2 separate regions of the Homo sapiens genome follow, and region 1 is linked to region 2. A link is an interaction called in ENCODE POLR2A ChIA-PET data of the cell type or tissue named here. Cell type or tissue: A673. All regions are shown on one strand.

Region 1 (2,500 bases), 58 kb after region 2:
AATGAACCTAAGCAAATTTCTCTAGTCTTATGGTTCAGAAAAGGATAATTCCTGAGAGGTTTGGAAAATGCAAATAGGTCCACAGTTAAATGTTATCTATCTACCTAATTATTCTACTTATGTAACCTATATGTATGTATATATTCACCTACATAGTTACTTATCTTCCCAACCTACTCAGCACTCCAAAAAGGATAATTCCTTTACTGGACCATAAAACTAGAGACATTTACTTAGGCTCATAGATGGTTTTATTTATATTTCTTATTAGGAAGCAGTCTTTTGCCTTGAATGTGCTTGGAGCGGTGGCTGCCCTCTTGTGATGATAAAGGCACAGATGTAAGAATGAGGATGGCAGAACGAATGGACACAAAGAACTTGGATTTTTGAGATGTTATTGAGCTGTTGCACTGAGTTACTTTTTTCAAATTCCTTATTAAGTAAACAAAATATAACTTTATTATTTAAGCCCTTTTTAATAAGCTTTTTCAAAGTTAACTTGTGGTGAACACATTCTTATTGATACATATTTTATTTCTGATATATGCCTTCATCTTATTGTATTTCTCTGTTGTCTGCTGTTGAACTGTGGGTGGCTCAAGGAAGCCAGGACATATCTTGGAATGTTTTGAACGGCATCTGAGCATGCTCATAACTTTTTATTGACTGCAAAAGTAATATCTTGACCTGCTTTGAATTACTTTTCTCTTTTGCTTTGCTCAAGCAGAACAGGAACTTCTATGAATATATGCCCATGTTCCTCACTGGCACCTGAGGCGGGCTGTGTTTATTAAAAATTAAGTCATATACTATTTATATACAGTTAATAAATTAGGATTGTTATTCACTGTACAAAGGTAATTACTGTTGAATTAAACTGTGAGCTTCCTGAAAGCCTCTTAATAGGATTTCACTAGGCAAAAATGAGGTCACTCAGACCCTTTGAGGAGCTTGTCATTTGACTTGATTGATGTCTGCCCTTTTCTCTCTTTGTTGCTGAGCTCTGTTCCCAAACAATGGGGCTGCTCCACTGACAAGAGGGCTCCCAAGAGCTGGATCTCCAGTTCCCTGGGGGCTAAGGCAATTTATAAGGGATCAAAGTTCCCATCCAGTGAAGGGTAATTAAGGATTTGGAGAATGCAGAACTGGAATGCACCCTGTGGTAGGTGCATTTCAGGGGCATGCTATTTTAATTGCTTTCAATTTATGGACTGTTAGTATACAGTTACTGGTGTCCTCCCTTTTGCCTTCTAATAATTTAACCTGTACTCAGATCCCCACTCCTCAATCTGTCCCACTGTAGCCCTTTCTGTTGTTGTATTTTTCTCAGGATATTGTTGTCTGAGAGTTCTGGAAAATGCAAATAGGTCCACAGTTAAATTTTATCTACTTACCTAATTATTCTACTTATCTAACCTATATGTATGTATGTGTATATATATATATATATATATTTGCCTACATAGTTACTTATCTTCCCAACCTACTCAACGCTCCTAAACTACTTGGTTTGCTAACCTACTTTGTGCCTATATTTATGCACCTATCTTTTCAAAACATAAAGAGCATCTACCAATGAAATCAATGACATTCTTTCTGTATTGTATAGCTTTGCTCAGTGTTACTCTGACCTTGAGTTAAAGGGTTTTCAGCTCATGTTCAGGGCTTATTAGTAGTAGTAGTATTTTTGTTATGGTTCTATTTAGGAAGCAGCCTTTTTGTAACATCTATGAGGAGGATAGACAGGTGTGATTTTGTCAGATTCTTTAATACATGATGATGATATTAAAATTGATCATGAGGAGGTTATAGAAATTGTCTCTGTTCTTGTAGATTTTAAAATTAGCTTCATATAGAATGATTTATTCATTTATCTGTTTTTAATTATTACATTTTCCTCCCATACCTGGTATTTTCCTTTACTCTGTCATTCATCAAGTGTTTAATAAATGCCAGTATGTACTGAACCTTATGCTAGGTGATATAACAAAAGCCATATTTGGATTCCAAAGAAATATAGGCCAGTCCCTTATAACACATATTTGATCTTTGTCTCAACAAAAGGAAGAAAGCTCTAAAATATTGTACTATTAGAGAGTATCTCCCAAAAATTCATGTCTGCCTGAAACCTGTGAATGAGACCTTCATTGGAAACAGGGTCTTTGCAAATGTAATCAAGATGTTGGGTGGTGCAGCTGTAAGCCAAGGAACACCAAAGATTGCTGGCATCCACTAGAAGCTAGGAAGATGTAGGATGGACTCCTTCTTAGAGCATTCAGAGGGAGCATGGCCTGGGCCATGATTTTGGATTTCTAGCCTCCAGAACTGGGACTGAATAAATTTATCTTATTTTAAGCCACAAAGTTTGTGATAATTTGTTACAACAGTCCTAGGAAACTAATGCATGTATTTGAAAAGGACATTTGATTCAGAGATTGAACATTATGAGAGAAGAGGAAAAATCACCCAAACTTCTGTGTGTAAATCCAGTCACTTTTAA
Region 2 (2,500 bases):
GGAGCTGGAGACCGCTATCCTAAGCAAACTAACATAGGAACACAAAACCAAATACCACATGCTCTCACTTATAAATGGGAGCAATATAATGAGAACATATGGACACAAAGAAAAGAACAATAGACACAGGGGCCGACATGAGGGTGGCGGGTGGCAGGAGGGAGAGAATCAGTAAAACTACCTGTCAGGTACTATGCTTAGTACCTGGGTGATCTTTACACCAAACCTCCATGACAACAATTCACCTATATAACAAAGCTGTGCATGTACCCCTGAACCTAAAATAAAAGTTAAAAGAAAAAAAAGTTGTGCAGAATCTTACAGCAGTACTAGAGTTAAAAAAACAACAACAACTTAGAAACATAATTTCCCATACATGGGCACCTACCAATTTTCTAACAATAAGAAAAAAGAAGATAATATGGTCCCTAATATGTGCCGTTAAACTACTGCAGCCTAATATTCCAACAAAAGACATGCATCAGGCTCAGGAGATGGCTCCTCTTCCTACACTTTTACTTTACCAAGACTTTGACCTGGCTAATCCTTCTCACATGTAATCTAGGAGAGAACAGAAAATAGTTTGAGGTGATGGCTGCCTACAGCTTGAGAAGACATAAAATCTGCAGCTGAACATTGTATGTAGCTTCCTTAATGAAAGATCTCATTCTTTAATTTTAATTGTTAATATGATTTACATGATCCAAAACATATTTGTGAAACCCAAATGGCATTTTTGTCTTTAACTTTAGGAAACTGTTTTTATAGTGTAAAGTTTTTTTTTTAACTCCTCTCTTATTATTTTGAGCCATTAATATATCTAGTTTTGCTTTTTCACACATCTTTGTGTGTTTGAAGAAGGAAAATCATTCTCCAGAAATTATTTTCACAGAAGAAATATTGCCTAAAGCTAATCAGGAGGAAGAGGGATCCATTCATGAAGTCTGGGGAGTGTCTCTACTTCTGGTATAGCCTGCCCTGGCGACTAGCAGTCTGAGTCACCTATGTCCCATGGCTACATCTAAAGTGTCTCCCCACAGTTCTGGCTGGGAGCTCTCATGGGAACAATGGCTATGGCCTCCTCACTGGTTTCCAAAATGCTTCCTCAATTATTCCCCTTCAATCCACTTTCCATAAATCAGTCAAAGTGACTTTCTGCAGCTCAGAATTCCTCAGTGGCTTTCCTTGGTTCAGAATGAAACTAAAACTTCATGCCATGTCCTACATGTACCTCATGATCTGGCTGCAAGCTGTCTGATCAGGGTAACTTAGGAAAGATTTGAGTGAGTACAACTGAAGGTAAGTGAGCTTGGTATCTACCTGCATGGCCATAGTCTGAGAGCTTTCCTGGGAAGTCAACAGCGGGTCTCCAAGAACCACTCCTCCTTTCTCTTTGCCCATCTATGCTCCTTATATATATCTGTGATGAGCCTAATTCTTGTTCTTCCTCCTCCTCCTGCTCCTCCTTGTCATCCTTTTTCCAGCTAGACTTGTTCCTGACAACTTAACAGAAGCAATGATTCTGGGGCTGAAGTGAAACTTATTTTGGATAAGACATCCTGCTATAGAAGAAGCATAAGTTTCACTCTCATGCTCTTTGCATTTGATAATTTTGCATCTTTCATCTCAGATAAAGAATTACCATCATGGACCCAAATTTTTAAACCAGTTTGTTCTACAGAGGCACATCAGATGGAAGCAAAAGAAAGCTCTGTATTGACCCAAGTAATGACTATGCTATGGAAAGAGCAGAAGTGGACTCTAGCTGGGGCTGAATGCAGCTCAGACTTGGTCCGCTTGAGGCCAGGCCCATAAGTACTCCTGTAATGAGTTTCTTTACTTGTAAGCATCTGCTATCACTGCTTAGCCCCAAATATGTTGTGGTGGATCTGGTGAGTAAAGTGGGACTGGCTACCAAATTTCAGGAGAGATCGTGGAATCTTGTAGAAGTCACAAATGTCAAAGATCATCACAAACTCTGAGACTTTTTTGTTAGTGAGGGTCAGTGCCCAGGGGCACAATTTGACCCTTGGAGGGAGATTGTTAGGTCACACCCTCAGGTGGCCCCTCTTCATCCTCACCTCCTGTTGGGTATGGGCATGGCCTATGACTTGCAACCAACTAATGGAATATGGCAAAAGTGATGGGATGTTACTCCTGTGATTGTGGCCAGTTGAATGGTTCTATTGTTTTAGCAGATTCTTTCTGTCTTCCTCCTTCCTTCTCTATCTGCTTCTGACTTTGAAGAAGCAAACTTACATGGATTCTACAGCCTCAAGGAAGTGAATTCTATCAACCATTTAGGAGATCTTGGAAGTAAGATCCTCCCCAGTAAAGGGTCTGATGAGAATCCTGCTATGGTGAACACCTGGGTGCAGCTTTATGAGACCCTCAGCAGAGGGCCCAGCTATGCTTGGACACCTGAGTCAGACACTAGGACATATACATGAGTGTTGCTTGAAGCTGCTTAATTTGTAGTAATTTGTTACTCACACTAGAC

Evidence for each region. Peaks named below come from ENCODE experiments on the same cell type or tissue, not always from the same donor. Only the 100,000 strongest peaks of a DNase experiment are listed, where the experiment ranks them.
Region 1: POLR2A ChIA-PET joins it to region 2 with 11 read pairs; 2 of 35 experiments call an interaction of 5 or more read pairs at or near these places.

Annotation. Positions count from the first base shown.
Region 1 is chr10:109,449,448-109,451,947 of GRCh38, reverse strand. No RefSeq gene overlaps it. Among named protein-coding and RNA genes, the nearest start is that of XPNPEP1, 470 kb to the left of the region's middle. In A673, a CTCF peak has its summit at 315 (motif pointing left); a DNase peak (open chromatin) is centred at 997.
Region 2 is chr10:109,507,832-109,510,331 of GRCh38, reverse strand. No RefSeq gene overlaps it. Among named protein-coding and RNA genes, the nearest start is that of XPNPEP1, 410 kb to the left of the region's middle. In A673, no CTCF peak of the experiment used is centred here; no DNase peak of the experiment used is centred here.